Linked DNA regions of Homo sapiens: region 2 is linked to region 1. A link is a loop called in an ENCODE intact Hi-C map of the cell type or tissue named here. Cell type or tissue: heart left ventricle. All regions are shown on one strand. Links, peaks and the distances in the headings refer to the core of each region. The heading gives the core; the rest is flanking DNA. Region 1 overlaps ALDH3A2 (aldehyde dehydrogenase 3 family member A2). Region 2 has its middle 12 kb from the start of SLC47A2.

Region 1 (8,336 bases), core at 115-8,114:
TAACTACCGAACTTACTGTAGGGGGAAAGCAGGCACAGCCAATGTGCTAACAAATAGGCAACTCTGATGCAGAGCAAGACTTCTTTCCCCAGCCTGCTCCCACTGTCAGCCCCAGGAGGTGAAGGCCTGTGGGTGGACTCTAAGAGATCCATAAGAACCTTTGGAACTATGGACAATGACAGATCTCTGTGTGTGTGCATGCTTTATTTTCTGGTCCTCGACCTGCCAAAAAGCTGAAACTTGCTACTATCATACTACTGTTAAATTACTTGAGGGGTGGGGTGTTAGATTCTGTGAGGATATAAAACCAGATTGATTTTGGGGCATGGCTGGATTTTGTACTTACTGAAATTGAATTGTGGGTCTTTGTGACATTTATATACTCCTGTTGTTTTAAATAGGAATTTTATGGAGAAAATATAAAAGAGTCTCCTGATTATGAAAGGATCATCAATCTTCGTCATTTTAAGAGGATACTAAGTTTGCTTGAAGGACAAAAGATAGCTTTTGGTGGGGAGACTGATGAGGCCACACGCTACATAGGTAATGGAAATTCTCCTTTTCCTATGGGAAGATGGCAATTTGGCAGTTTTTGCTGACACTACTTATTAACACTAGATAAACTATTAAATATATAGCATTTAATTGTTAAAGTACTAAATCCTGCTTTCTGGTATACTGTACCTGTAGCTTTTGTTATAAACTATTTAAAATGTCTGTGTTTCTGTGTATTGAATGATGCCACCAGCGTTGCTCCAGTTGTTCATATTTACACATAACTCCTTTTTTCCTCCTAACAATCCTGAGAAGCAGAATAGAACTTGATGTAATTATCTGTAGTTTGTGGATGGGAAAACAGCACAAAGAAGGAAATAGCTTGGCCACTATTCCACAATTAACCAGTGACGGTACCATTCCAGAAATAATGTTTTGGTCCATCATGCTTGACCTTATTATTTGTGTACCTTCTTTGTGCTTTTTCTTCTTTGCCTTGAATATGTATTACTTTGAATGTTAAGCACATTTTTCTACAGTAACATATAAGGTGACAGAAAAATTAGACACATTTTGCTGGCAAAGAAGCTGCACCACCTAGCTTTACTTATCCCCTTTATCAGATAAGATGCTATAAGTCACCAAAAAAAAAAAAATCAACTTTAAAAAAAAAAACTTAAAAATGAAATAATAAGCAGAATTGATTCTCTTATAATTAGCAGTCCCGAGGTTCTCCTGAGCTAGATAATTCAGTGGCCCCGTGGTACCATCAAAAAACCCTGATTCTTTGTACTAGGATGCAAAAGAAAACAATCCTTGTGCCTTCTATCTCTCTTGGTGGCAGCCCAGATTGAATTGGGGAATACATCTGTAGAAAAAAGAGAAAACAGACTCTACTTGTTTCACCTCTCTGTTCTCCCATCCTCAGCATGTCCACATTGCCTATTTCTAGGCTAATGAATGGTAAGAGGAAGGGGCTATCCTGATTAGCTTATAGACTAATTAGGACTTTCCCCTGACTTCGAGCTGGGATCATCTTACCTGAGCATGGCTATGCAGAGGAAGTAGACACTCAGCCCAAATTGTTTCTCTGACCTGAGGAAGATGTGGGCAATGGATTTGGAGTGGCAGTTTATATACCCCCTGGAAGTGGTGCTGCAAGAAGCTGTCCCCAGCCACATTGCCAAGATAACCTATTAGAAACTGGGGGTAAAGGAAAAGTGCCAACTTGTTATTGTCAGATGACTTCTCTTTTGGTTGACGAGCCAGTTTCTTACTTACAGCATCTTTTGGAGTACTGCTAGTTGGTGACTTACATTGGCAGCAGATGCTGGGACACTTTGTCTAGCCTCCCCAGCATCTGTTTCACCCTCCTTTCTTGTGCCTCTTCCCCATGGTAGATGGAACAGTGGACTAAGGTTTAGGGAATTTTGACCATTTAAGTCTGTTTTCTTAATCTGTCTAACAGAGTTATAATAAAGGTTAATGAGATCATATATATGAAAGCACTCGAGTTAAGAAAAATAGTATTGATTTGATTCACAGAGGAGCTGTCTTTGCTCCTAGAAAGACCTGTCCATTCGAGACCAGCCTGACCCAACATGGAGAAACCTCATCTCTACTAAAAATACAAAACTAGCCGGGCGTGGTGGTGCATGCCTGTAATCCCAGCTACTCGGGAGGCTGAGACAGGAGAATCACTTGAACTCCAGAGGCGGAGGTTGCAGTGAGCCGAGATGGCACCATTGCACTCCAGCCTGGGCAACAAGGGCGAAACTCCATCTCAAAAAAAAAACCTGTCCACAGAAAAATGTTAAGTATAATCTACAGTTAAATACATGCATGGCTGTGAACAGGGTTCAATGTGAAAAAGATATATTTGAGTGTGTATCGTTCCCTTGGTTTGCACAAGTATCCGCAGGGTTGTGATTCACAGGCTTTGGAGACATTGAGTATGTGCACAGTTCATCCACGTGCTCAGGATTTTTCAATAGATATGACTTGGGTGGGAGAGGGAAAGGCATGGATAAGTGACCCAATGAAAGAGATGTAATATGAGAGTTGTGCATTTTTGTCTAATAAGCATTTTCATTTTGTTTATTTTCTTTTTAGCCCCAACAGTACTTACCGATGTTGATCCTAAAACCAAGGTGATGCAAGAAGAAATTTTTGGACCAATTCTTCCAATAGTGCCTGTGAAAAATGTAGATGAGGCCATAAATTTCATAAATGAACGTGAAAAGCCTCTGGCTCTTTATGTATTTTCGCATAACCATAAGGTAAGCTTTAGAGAGAACAGCTAGTTAGCATAAGCAACTGTCAAGAGTCATGTTCCTTCTTTGCTGTAAAACAATGCAAAAAACAATGTGAAACAATGATGGTTTCTTTTGTGTCATGTCAGAGTCCATCCACTAAGTGAGGTTGTGTTCCGAGGTTGCTGTCTTGGTTAATGAGACTCTGGGGTTATCACAGCATCCATTCCCCTCCTCCCTCGGGTTAGATCTGAGTCTGCAGGGTTGAGTGTCACAAGGTTTTTGATTCACAAACATCTCCTGTATAATTGGAAGACTTATATGTGCCAGCATTAAATGCTTTTCTGATGTTAATCCACAGGGCATTGCTGAATAACAGCCTGCACAAAATGGCATTCACACCCACTGTGTGGGACAAAGACCCCGACACTGTCACATAAATGGTTGTGATATGATGGATTTTAGTTTCTAACATGACGCTAGCTTCTTGTTAGAGTGGTGGAACTGCATCACCTGGTTGAGCAGTTCTGCCACTTTCTGCATGGCTCACTCATTCATGTCACTAGGTGACCAGCCGCTACTAAGAGACCATGGCCCAAATGTTTTCTGGAGAGCTTCTGATGGTAATGTATAGATAGTCATGTGACAGCTTTTGGAGCTTGTGAGACTATTGAGATACAGATAGCTACAGGTATTTGAAGTGAGACCAAATGTGTGGGGCTCAGTAAAGACTGGGTTATTAACAAAACAATGGTTTGACATTTAAAACCATGGATAATGTGGGCAGGAAGGAACCCTGAAGCCGAAAGTAGGCTGGCCAGGGTATAAGTCAGGTGTGGAGCACTTCCCAGCAGTGGGTCACCCGAGGTCACTATAGTCCAGACTTGACGTTTGCCATGAACAATTGTCAAGGGCTTGCTGGCACCCAAGGGTAAATGACGTTTACTAGTCAAGTGTTCTTGTGCTTTTCTGAGCCTTAGGCCAAACAACCATTTATTTCTTAAAAAATAGGATGCTAAATCTAAAGTCTTAAATATTTTTACATTTCATAAAGACTAAATAATACCTATTAATCATGTGTTATAATTTAAAGCAGAGATAAGAAAGAAATAATAACAGTTTTTAAAGCTGGAATATAGTCTAAGCTGTCCCCTTTTAAAGAGTCTTTTGCTGCTGTGTTGGGGAGTACAACTCCAGGTTGTGGCTGAGTAGGCCCAGAGGTTTGGAGCTGCCTCCTTTTGTGCACTAGATGTGTGTCTGAGAAGTTGGGTATCAGTCACTTTGCTAAATTAACCAGTTGAGATTGTTTGTCTATCTGGCATGGTGTCCCCAAACTCGAGAATTTTCACTGACACAAAGCCAGAATGTGCATGCTTTGAGCACATAACTGAGCACACAGCCCTCTGTGTGGTGGGGCCATGAGTGTTCCCTAAGGGGCAACTTCACTGACCTGGACACCTTTGGTCTGTCCTCAGCTCATCAAACGGATGATTGATGAGACATCCAGTGGAGGTGTCACAGGCAATGACGTCATTATGCACTTCACGCTCAACTCTTTCCCATTTGGAGGAGTGGGTGAGTCTTATTTTCTCCTGCTTGTAGTAGATATTTCAAAAGCACCACCATTTCATGAGTGGATTGTATGGGCTGCTGAAATAGCCAGCTGTTGCGTACCCTGATTGTCCTCTCCTGAGGGAGACCTTTTCCTGGTCACCCAGTTGACTGGTTTTCCTGCTTCCCCACCCACCCCTCCAGCATAGGGCAAATGTCTTGTCACTCTCTTTCTGTCAGCAGCACTGACTGACCACAGCTTTGTTCACTTCGTTGATTTTGTTATCCTGCCACATTTAGGAGATTTGGGAACCAAGAATCAGGTCTCAAATTAATTAAGAAGATCTCTCTTCGTGTGTGTGTGTGTGTGTGTGTGTGTGTGTGTGGTGTGTGTGTTTAATGAAGTAGCAAATGAAAGGTTCGGAATACCAGGGACAGAAGGTAGAGGGGTTTTCTAATGTGCCTTTGTTTTCTGCTCAGTTCTTACCTGCATTGTTCCCCAGCCCTTTGTTGGGAGGAGCAGCCTCTCCTTGAATTGTTTTGTGATTTGAGTAAAACGGGACTCCCCCTGTTCTAGAGAGGATGGGCAGAAAGAAATTCATTCCAAGTGAAGCTTTGTGGACATAGCCTGATCCTTGCTTTTCCCTTTAGAACATGACCTGCCTGCCTCTCCCACATGTGAGATGACTGACTCAGCTTTTTATTTCTCCTTTGGGACCTAGGCTAGGTGGGCTTTTCTACTCTCTACTAGAGCTATTACAAAATAGCCGATATGTAAACATTCTCATAACAAAAACCCAACCAGAAAAGCCACTGTCTTAAAGCCCTGTTCTATCCTCTCCCTTTGTAATACCGTCCTAAGTCAGTTGCTCCATGGGATGCGATGGCCCAGTTTGGCAGGACCATCTGTTCCTGGTTAAGGAAACCTTGTCCTATGACCAAGGAGCCTTGACCTATATAGCCACAGGTCCTTGTCTAGGAGGTAAACATATTGCCAGCACCCAGCACAGTGACTGACATGAGTGAGGGACAGGCGGGAAGAGGCCAATTGGTAGGTATTGCCAGATCCAAATTGGAAATGGTGGTGGCTTGTAGAGGGTGGTAGCAGGGGAGATAGTGGAAAGGGAAGGGGGTATTTTTGGGATCAAGCAGCAGGATTGGCTGATGGAGTGAATGTTGGAGGAGGGGGTGAATGAGAGAGGATGACTCCTGGGATTTTGGCTGGAGTAAGTAATAGTTTTGTAGCCCAAATGCTTAAAAGATTGGACTCTGTTGTCTCTGTTCCTCAGCTCACCACATAGGATCCTGGCATCCACTGTGCTAGTGCAGTAATCAACTCGGTAATTGTTCCATATGGTGTCTCCACTGCCCTCTAATTGCAAATCTAAGTGACTTGGGTTCAGTCCCTGTCCTACTTGACAAGATAGCCTGTGGCATCATTGACTATACCATCTTATTTAAAACAAAACAAGGCTGGGCGCAGTGGCTCATGCCTGTAATCCCAGCACTTTGGGAGGCCGAGGTGGGTGGATCACTTGAGGTCAGGAGTTCCAGACCAGCCTGGCCAACATGGTGAAACCCCATCTCTACTAAAAATACAAATGTTAGCTGGGTGTGGTGGTGCGTGCCTGTAGTCCCAGCTACCAGGGAGGCTGAGGCAGGAGAATTGCTTGAACCAGGGAGGTGGAGGTTGCAGTGAGCTGAGATTGCGCCACTGCACTCAAACCTGGCAAACAGAGCGAGACTCCGATCTCAAAATAAATAAATAAATAAATAAATAAATAAATAAATAAAAATAATAAAATAAAACAAGCAACCTATTATATACCCACAAAAATTAAAAATACAAAAAGAAGATGCAAAAGAAAAAAACAGGTTTACTCTCTTAGCAAATTTCAGGCATATAATACATTATTATAGTGGCCATGCTGTAAAAAAATAAAAATAAAAAATAAAAACAAGCCTTGACCCCCAAATGTAAAAAGAATACAGGCTTTTTAAGAAAACTTGGAAAAGATAGAAGAGCCCAAAGAATAAACATTTATATTACCCATAACCCCACTATGTAAAGATAACTGGTATATGTCTTGCACACATATGCACACACATATACACGGTCATCTGAATATTCTATTCAAAAAGGTATCATACTATATATTGTTCTGTACCCTGTATGTGACAGAATAGTGTGACACTTTTCCATGTCAATATTCTTGCATGTCATAATTTTAGTAGCTGCATACTTTTCCATCATATGAATGTGGCATATTTATGTAACCAATTCCCAGTATTAGATTTTTGTGATTTCAATTTTTTTGGTATTACGATTCTTATATAATGTATCTTTATGCAATCTCTGATTATTTCTTTAGGAAAAATGTCTACAAGTGTAATTACTCTGTTAAAAGGGCTTATACAATTTTCCAAATTGAAAAAAATGCTTTTTTCTTCTAATTCTCAAAGTAATATAGACACAGTGGCAAAAAGTCTAAACAGTTAAACTTTTTAATATTTTGGCATATAGTTTAGATTTTTCTTTTTTTTTTCTTTTTATCGAGACTGAGACTCCCTGTCACCTAAGCTGGAGTGCAGTGGTGTGATCTCAGCTCATTGCAACCTCCAACTCCTGGGTTCTAGCAATTCTCCTGGCTCAGCCTCCCAAGTAGCTGGAACTACAGGTGTGTGCCACCAGGCCCAGCTAATTTTTGTATTTTTAGTAGAGACACGGTTTTGCCATGTTAGCCAGCCTGGTCTCAAACTCCTGGGCTCAAGAGATCCACTTGCCTTGGCCTCCCAAAGTGCTGGGATTACAGGTGTGAGCCATCGCACCCAGCCTAGGTTTTTCTTTAGAAATGCTTCTCTTTAAGACTTTTGATAGATATTTCAAGTGTCTTTGCAGATTTCTGCCACTTTATATTCCCATGATCAGTATATGAGTGTTTACTTCCTTATATCCCCAATTCTGGATTATTCCATTATTAAATTTCTAGACAGAAAAGGGTCTCATTTCAATTTGTACTCCTTTGATTATTAGTGAGTTTGAATTTTTTTTACCACTCTCATGAATTTTCTATTTATGTCCTTTGATATTTTTGCTGTGTTCACATCTTCCTTATTATTGGTATATAAATAGCCTTTTTTATAAGTAAGAAAATCCTCAGTCCTATCTGTAATACATATCCCTTTCCAGATTTTAATTTTTCTTTTAATTTTATCTATGATTTGAAGCGTTTATTTATTTAGAGACAGAGTCTCACTCTGTCACCCAGGGTGGAGTGCAATGGCGCGACCTCGGTTCATTGCAACCTCTGACTCCTGGCTTCAAGCAATTCTCCTGCCCCAACCTCCCAAGTAGCTGGGATTACAGGCACCCGACACCACTCCTACCTAATTTTTGTAGTTTTAGTAGAGATGGGGTCTCACCATGTTGGCCAGGCTGGTCCTCAACTCCTGATCTCAGGTGATCCACCTGCCTTAGCCTCCCAAAGTGCTGGGATTACAGGCATGAGCCACCACATCTGGCCTAAGCCTGTGTGGCTTTTTGTTTTTTGGTTTCCGATTTGGAAAGTAGGCTTAGAAAAGCTTTCCCTATTTCATTATTATATAAATATCATCTGTAGGCTGGGTGCGGTTGCACACACCTGTAATCCCAGCACTTGGGGAGGCCAAGGCACCTGGCTAACATGGTGAAACCCCGTCTCTACTAAAAATACAAAAAATTAGCTGGGTGTGGCGGCACCACCTGTAATCCCAGCTACTTAGGAGGCTGAGGCAGTAGAATCACTTGAACCCTGGAGGCGGAGGTTGCAGTGAGCAGAGAGTGCACCACTGTACCTCCAGCTTGGGCAACAGAGCGAGACTCTGTCTCAAAAAAATAAGAATAAAATAAATAAATAATTAAATATTATCTGTAGTTTCCTTCCCTCCCTCCCTCCTTTTCTTCTTTTCTTTTCTTTTTTCTTTTCTTTTCTTTCCATTTAACCATGGAGTTGGCCAAGCATGGTGGCTCACACCTATAATCCCAGCACTTTGGGAGGC
Region 2 (8,336 bases), core at 146-8,145, 64 kb after region 1:
GGTGCCCAGCCGCAGGGATCCCTCTTAACTCCACTGTCCTCATCGGGCGGAGACCGGCTGGCATGAAACACCGGGCTTTTTGAGGTCAAAGCGAGGCTTCGCCCACGCACGTGACACCGCCAGGGCGCGCAAACAGGAAGCCCGAGCCCGGGCTGCAGGCGTTGGCACCGCAGCACTCGACTGGCCTCTCTCTAACCGCAGGTCCTAACTCAGAGCAGCCTCCGGCGCGGGTGGCGCGGATACCGAGGCCTGCGGGGGACATCCGCCGCCTGGAACGCCCCGCCCGGTCAGCCAGCCCCTCAGGGGCGGCGAGCGCGCCCACCCGCTCCCCGTGGACCCTGCCCTCGGGGGCTGCACAGGTCTCCCCAGGACGCGTGGCCCCCACACTGGACCCCCGGACAGGCCCTGCCCACGGCCTGGAAGGCGTGGTCCTGTGTGCCACGTGACAGCCTCCGCGCGGGCCGCAGGGGGTTGGACACCTCTCCCAGGATGGACCAATCTTTTTTTTTTTTTTTCAAGTTGAGACGGTTTGAATGGCATCTGTTCCTCCTAACCCGTGACCCCTGACTGACTGTGTGAGGCCTGTCGGGAGGTCTCCACTTCAGCTATCTCCCCATCCACAACCTCACTGTCTTCATACTGACCCCACTGAACAAAGCCTGGCTTTACCATCCTTCCTCGTGGGCCTTGCTAGGAGGCAGACCCCTAGCCTGAGGGCCAGGGGGGCTTCCAGACCACCCAGCAGGCCATTTCTTGACCCATCAGACCTATGTTAGCCTGCGGGGAAAGAGGACATCCCCACCTGCTCCTCATACCTGCACGCCCTTCGTGAGGTTGTTTGTTTAACCCAACTGGAATGAGAGAAAGGAAATACATAATTTAAGCTCACTTCAGATAGACTTGGATTACATTCTGATTCTGCCACTTTTTCGTTGTGTTGACCTTGGGCGAGTCATTTACTCTCTTTAGTTTGTTCCTTCCTTGTAATAAAATTACATATGATCCAGCAACTCCATTTCCATAAATACCCAAAAGAACTGAAAGCAGGGACTCAAAAAGATATTTGTGCACCCATGTTCACAGCAGCATTATTCGCTACAGCCAGTGGTGGAAACAGCCCTAGTGTCCATCAGCAGATGCGTGAGTCACCAAAATGCGGTACATGCATATGACGGAATACTACTCAACCATAAAAAGGAAGGAAATTCTGACAGATGCCACATATAACATGGATGAACTTTGAGGACATTTTGCTGAATGAAATAAGCCAGACACAAAGGGACAAACACTGTGTGATTCCACTTACCTGAGGGACTTAGAGTCGTCAAATTCCAAGAGACAGAAAGTAGAATGGTGGTTGTCAGGGGCTGGAGAGAAGGTGGGAGTTGTTTAAAGTGTAAATTGTTTCAGTTTTGCAAGATGAAAAGAGTTCTGCAGACTGCTTGCACAGCAATGTGAAGGTATTTAACTATTGAACTGTACACTTAAATCGGGTAAGATGGTAATTTTTTTTTTTTTTTGAGATGGAGTCTGTCTCTGTCGCCCAGGCTGGAGTGCAATGGCGTGATCTCTGCTCACTACAACCTCCACCTCCTGGATTCAATCGATCCTCCTGCCTCAGCCTCCCAAGTAGCTGGGATTACAGGCGTGCACCACCACACCCAGCTAATTTTGGTATTTTTAATAGAGACAGGGTTTCACCATGTTGGCCAGGCTGGTCTCGAACTCCTGACCTCAAATGATCCATCCACCCGCCCCGGGCCTCCCAAAGTGCTGGGATAATAGGTGTGAGCTACCTCACCCAGCCAAGATGGTAAATTTTATGTTGTGTGTATTTTATCACGATTAAAATACAAATAAAAACAAACCTGACATACAGTATTGGTACAAGAAGGAGATAGGCTAACATAGATGTAAGTGTCTGGAACCTAGTAGACATTTATCCAATGTTATGGTCCTTTTTTCTTTCATGCTAAAATTCTGGGTCCTTGGCTCCTGATGTCTTAAAGACATAGACTAGATGAAACTCATTTGTAAGTAGCCCAGACATTACTTATATATCAATGAACACTGTAAAAGTTCTCAGGTTTCTTTTCTTAAGTAGGTTAAATAATCTGCATAACACATTTTGTTACATAACAAATATTTTTGAAGAAGGAGTAAGAGGAGGAGAACGAGGAGGAGGGGGGGGAGAAGGAGAAGATGACTCCTTTGGCTTGGAAAGAAAACTTTGGCTTGGCGTTTAGCATTTTCATTTCTACAAATTCCCCACAGAATACGTCTGAATGGTGTGTAGGAGTGTATGTGATGATGTAATGATATATGTAGGAATCGGAGCCTCCATTATGTGCTAATTGTGCAGCACGAGACACATCTCATTTAATCTCATTTAATGCCAACCTTTTCAGGCAGATATACTTATTCCCATTTTACAAATGACAGGATTGAAGCTCAGAGAAAGAAAGTACTTGCCCAAGGTCACACTGCTAGAAAGTGGCAGACTCAGAATATGAGGCTGAGTCTGTCTCCTATCCAAGTGCACATCCTTTCTACTTCATCTGGGATGACAGATAGCTTTTCTCCAGCCTGCCAGTTCTACTCTGTTGTACTGCATTGCTATATTGTGAATTCAGCGGATTCAGCAAAGCAAACAAGAGTGCGGTGATCAACTTGTAATGTCTGCCATGGACACTGGATAGAGGAGTAACAGTATGTGTGCTTATGGAAAAACCTCTCCAACTTACATCATAGTGAGCACAGGTTTAGGAGCAGAACTAGAAAGAAAATATTTTTTTCTGTCTGTCTAGCAACTGTTGGCCTGAAAAAGAACTCAGTGTCAGAATGGTCAGGAAGGCCCAGCCTTCCTACTGTCAGGGTGTCTAGCCGGGGCTAGGTCTCTCTGTCCTCACCCCTTTGCCTTCCCAAGGTAGGGAAGGTGTAGAAAATCCAGTTGGGAATTTCTGGTAGAAACTTCTACTCCTGGTGCCAATTTCTACCAGTCAGCTACCCTGTAAACTTCTATCAGGCATACAAGCCTTGGGAAACAGAGAGCTGTTGTCTTGCTCAAGCACAAGTTACCAGCAACAAACATTTGTTTCCCAGCAGATCACATGAGGACTTGTGAGATCATGTCTGGCCCTGGCTCAAATAGAAGATGTTCCATTAAAGCAGTTCCCGGGGACCAGGCCTAGGCAACTTTCCTAGGATGGGCAAGGCAGTTGTTCGGGAAGCTTGGCACCTGCACAGCCCCATTGTCATGTGAGGAAACGAAGGGTGTGAGCTTTCCCCCACCTGTCCACTTAGAAGCGTGGGTCAAAGCAGAGAAGAGGGGATATCTCCTTCCCATCTGCCCTTGTCCTCCCACCCCACCCAGGCTGAGGTGCCTCCTACTCCTCCTGCTCTGCTAAGAGGCTGAGATCTGTCTGAGCTGTTGGCAGAACCCTAGAAAGTGCTCCCAGGTCATCCCAGGCCTCCCAGAGGCAGGGTCTGGCAGGGTGGAGAGCTGCCATCATGGCAGAGAACTGCAGCATCAGGCAGGGAAACCAAGGCAGGGCCCAATGGGTGTGGGTGAAAGCTGCACATCCAGAAGTACACGGCTTCCCCCAGGCACCGCAGATCCTGGCCCTGAACGACAAGAGTGCCTGACCTCACGATTGCCAGCAGCTGCCTGTCCTGCAAGGCCTGGCCCTGTGCCAGGGCAGCTGCTTTGCGTGTGGCTGCCTCTCCTGCCCAAACAATTTCTGTTGCCTTTAGGAATGAAGGAGCTCAGGCCAAGCCCAGTTGGTGTTTTCAAAATTTCCTGTAAACAAAGGAAAAGATGAAGCTTATATAACACCCTTGGCTGGAGAATCAGCGGCTGCTTGGCATAGCTGAGAGAGAGGCCTGGGCGCAGACAGTGGTGTGTCCAGGCAGGCAGGGGCCTGGGTCATCCCTCTCAGGACTATTCTTTCTGAACCTTCTGCAAACTCTCCAGTGACCTCTGGGGCCCATTTCAGAGGTCTGAGCAGCTCAGGCTTGGAGAACCACAGAGCTAGAAGGAAAAAGTATTGGAAATAATAAGAACTAATATTCATTAGCCCCCGATTAGGCGCAAGTGCTTTACCTGCACAATCTCATTTAATCCACACCAACCCTAGGAGGCAAACACTGAGGTAACCAATTAGTAGCTGAAAGATAGGCCCGGGGGTGGGCCAGCCACCCACGTTCACATGGTTGGGTATGATCGATCACTTGGCCCTCAGCTTCCCTTCCACCTCCTGCTCACAGCTCTCTATGCAGCAGCAGCTAAAACCCACATTTCCCAGACTCCCCTGGGGCAGGGTTCCAGGGAAGAATGAAGTTCTGCACTTCAGATGCACTTGTGTGAGAGTTGGCTGCTTCGGGCCAGGCGCGGTGGCTCACGCCTGTAATCCCAGCACTTTGGGAGGCCGAGAAGGGTAGATCACAAGGTCAGGAGTTTGAGACCAACCTGACCAACATGCTGAAACCCTGTCTCTACTAAAAAAAAAAAAAAATTAATTAGCCGGGCGTGGTGGCAGGCGCCTGTAATCCCAGCTACTGGGGAGGCTGAGGCAGGAGAATCACTCGAACCCAGGAGGCGGAGGTTGTGGTGAGCTGAGATCAAGCCACTGCACTCCAGCCTGGGTGACAGAGGGAGACTCTGTCTCAAAAAAAAGAAAAAAAAAAAAAGAGTTGGCTGCTTTGGTTGCTGGGTTTCCTGCACTAGTGATCTCTTATCCAGCAGCCGCTTCTGTGAGTGTCAAGAAGCAGTTACAGTGGTGATGGCAGTGCCAGCTTCCCAGTCCCAGCTTCCCTTGGATTGAGCCCATGACAGGAAGGTTTTGTTTGTTTGAGATGGAGTTTTGCTCTTGTTGCCCAGGCTGGAGTGCAATGGCAAGATCTCGGCTCATTGCAACCTCCAGCTCCCAGGTTCAAGCGATACTCCTGCCTCAGCCTCCCAAATAACTGGAACTACAGGTGTGCAGCACCACGCCCAGCTAATTTTGTATTTTTAGTAGAGACGGGGTTTCACCATGTTGGCCAGGCTGGACTCAAACTCCTGACCTCAAGTGATCCGCCCGCCTCAGCCTCCCAAAGTGCTGGCATTACAGGCGTGAGCCACCGCTCCCGGCCGACAGGGAGTTCTTGACTTTCACAGTTGCAGGGTGGCCTCAGGTGGGTGGTGTGTGTGCGCAGGGATCTGCACAAAGACTGGCGTTGCGCGGGTGTCTACAGTCTGGAGGCCCTGCTGACGCCCTGCAGTCCTGGGGAGGAAGAGACTTGGAGGGAGGAGGTGCTGGGAGGTCTAAGCAGAAGTCTCAGGAGAACAAGCCCGCCCTGTTCAGGAGACACTGGAACAAGGAGTACACCAAGCGGTAAGAGGAGGAGAGATAAGAGGCTCTCAGATGTAAGTAATGGGAAATGCTTCAAAATGGCAAAATGGCTTGAGGAAAAGAAAATTTGTTAAAGGGAAGGCAGCTCCAGCAGCTCATTCACATCCCAGAGCAGCCCAGGGGCATCATCTCCCTACTAAGCCGGTCTCAGCCCGCCGGCCTCGCCTCAGGGCTGTCCTCATGGCCACAAGATGGCTGTGCATTCCAAGTTCACAACCAGACATGCCACTCTCTGGCGGGAGAGGGGTCGCCCTTTCTTGTGCATCTGTTTTTATTGGTGCTATGATCTGAATGTTTGTGTCCCCCTAAGCATTCAGGTGTTGAAATCCTTGTCCCCAGTGTGATGGTATTAGGAGTTTGGGGCCTTTGGGAGGTGATTAGTGCCCTTACAAAAAAGGCCTGAGGGGCCGGGCAGGTGCCTGTAATCACAGCACTCTGAGAGGCTGAGGCGGGCAGATCACTTGATGTCGGGAGTTTGAGACCAGCCTGGCCAACATGGTGAAACACCATCTCTACTAAAAATACTCTACTAAAAATTAGCTGGGCGTGGTGGTGCACGCCTGTAATCCCAGCACTTTGGGAGGCCAAGGTGAGTGGATCACTTGAGGCCAAGAGTTCGAGACCAGCCTGACCAACATGGTGAAACCCCATCTCTACTAAAAATACAAAAATTAGCTGGGCGTGGTGGTACACACCTGTAATTCCAGCTACTCGGGAGGCTGAGGCAGGAGAATCACTTGAACCCGGGAGGTGAAGTTTGCAGTGAGCCAAGATTGTGCCACTGCACTCCAGCCTGGGTGACAGAGTGAGACTCTGTCTAAAACAAAAAACAAAAAACAAACAAATAACATATAACCCAGATATAGTGATGCCCTGGCTCTAGCCTAGAACATAGGATGAAAATCTCAGGATCCTAAGCATCATCATTTTTAAAGAAATTTTCAAAATTGAATTCTGTTAACAATGAGGGAGGAGGAACAGATTTGCACAGGCAACAGCAGTGTTTGCCACGCTTGCTCAGTCCAGGCAGTCAGTCCAGCCACTCAAGGTGACTCCAGAGAAATTTTGGGAAAGAAGGGGACTCAGAGAAGGAGCCACCCTGCTGTCCCCTGGGCAGGGCTGGCCCACAGCAGAGGCGGAGCTGAGTCCAAGCCTGGCACCAGTCCTCCCTGCAGCCTTCTGGAGTGTGAGCTGGTGAAGTTCCTTTTTTAAACTTTTTGAATCTTAGTTTGCTGCTATTTCAACATCATCCTGACAGATTGGGATCCGGGAAATGTCACCCGCTCAGCCTTGAGTACCCCAAAGTGGGATGAGCAGAGAGGTGGCCAAGGAGTAGAGGGGAGTCCCGGCAGAGCAGTGAGGGCTCTGGAGCCGGGGGCCCCACATTCAAGGCAGATGGTGTGGGAACTGCCTGGATGGCAGCAGTTGGGGGAGAGGGGACAAGAGTCATTGCAGGTCAGGGTTGGAGCTCAGGGGCCCGTGCCCTACCTTTCCCTCAGGCAAGTCCTCAACCAATGGTCTCTAAACACCAGCACACCCCTCATGACCTGCATGGCGTGGCCTGGCTTTGTAGGGTAGTTCTCATGTCACTTTATTCCTGTGTTTATTGTCTTTCTCTGTCCATGCAGCAGGGACATTTGCTGCTCAACAAATAACGACTGCTCCTCCACAGTTCCCAGAACCCTTTCAGCTCTGGGCTGTGGTCCTGGCCAGTGGGCTATGAGTGGAGGTGATCTGGGGTGGCCTCTCCAGTTCTCCCTTCCCTGCTTTGGTGAACCCCTAGCCCTGCACTGAGATGGTGAAGGCTCTGTCAGCTCCTCTCTGGTTGACCTTGTGGAGCAGAGCTCCCCCAACCTCCTCTGTAGCCGCCGCCATTCTGAGGTTAACTTGTTCCTGCCGCATAACCCTGCAGGTCCTGCCGAAGACGCTCCCATCAAGGTGAGCTCCTCGAGCGCAGTCCCCGCCACGACTGCCTGCTGGAGGAACCCATAGGTGGGCGCAATCTTCCCTTCTGCTCTAGAACATCAGGAGACAGAGGGCATCAGCAATGCAACAGAGACGGAAGCCTTTTATGGCTTGAGACTTTGCCTTTTAGTTTCCTGTTTGGGAGAGACTCTACATTTTCTTTTGTTTTGCTTTGTTTTTTTGTTTGTTTGTTTTGAGACAGAGTCTCACTCTGTCACCCAGGCTGGAGTGTAGAGATGCTACCTTGGCTCACTGCAACATCTACCTCCTAGGTTCAAGCGATTCTCCTGCCTCAGCCTCCAGAGTAGCTGGATTACAGGCACCTGCCACCACACCCAGCTAATTTTTGTATTTTAGTAGAGAAGGGGTTTCACCATGTTGGTTAGGCTGGTCTCAAACTCCTGACCTCAAATGATCTGCCCGCCTCAGCCTCCCAAAGTGCTGGGATTACATACATTTTTTTTTTAATCTGAGAATCTAAACACCAGGAGCAATCAATGGACTCAACAATGGCATGCTATGGCTGTGGCTCCTGGGCAGAAGTAGGCCCCCTTCTGTGCACCATGCATAGCATGGCATGGATTGCAATGTGCAATCCGGAAATGTCACCTGCTCTCCTTGGTGACACGAGAGTTGCGATTATCCTTGGTCTTTATGTTTTGGACAATAGCAATTATGTGGAAAGGTTGAATCATAATTGGGCAAATATTTTTTTCCAGCCCATTCCTTAATCCATGTCATAGAAAGAAAAAACAGTAGATTAAATCATGGTGTTGGGACTAGACCAATTTTTTTAAATTGCTGTTTTATTTTAAATTGAGATCTAATTTGGAAATAGAATTAGTTCAGAAAAGGTCAGACTTGGGGCATTATGAATAAAGTAGGTAATATTGTAAATTGTGTCATACTAACAACACATAGAAAAAGGAGATGGACGAGGATGAAAAGAAGAGGAAGAGGAGAAAGAGGTGATTATGA

The links. Peaks named below come from ENCODE experiments on the same cell type or tissue, not always from the same donor. Only the 100,000 strongest peaks of a DNase experiment are listed, where the experiment ranks them.
Region 2: a loop joins it to region 1, with 4 times the contacts of the local background. A loop is called at or near these places in 8 of 110 quality-filtered maps.

The regions. Positions count from the first base shown.
Region 1 is chr17:19,660,726-19,669,061 of GRCh38, forward strand. ALDH3A2 (aldehyde dehydrogenase 3 family member A2) reads left to right here. Exons shown (of 10, transcript NM_000382.3): 6 at 402-543; 7 at 2,608-2,774; 8 at 4,223-4,322. It also overlaps the pseudogene LOC124900397. Among named protein-coding and RNA genes, the nearest start is that of ALDH3A2, 16 kb to the left of the region's middle. RefSeq lists an enhancer at 3,223-3,724. In heart left ventricle, for the core only: no CTCF peak of the experiment used is centred there; no DNase peak of the experiment used is centred there; H3K27ac peaks cover 319 bases.
Region 2 is chr17:19,724,522-19,732,857 of GRCh38, forward strand. No RefSeq gene overlaps it. Among named protein-coding and RNA genes, the nearest start is that of SLC47A2, 12 kb to the left of the region's middle. In heart left ventricle, for the core only: no CTCF peak of the experiment used is centred there; a DNase peak (open chromatin) is centred at 3,680; H3K4me3 peaks cover 528 bases; H3K27ac peaks cover 2,661 bases.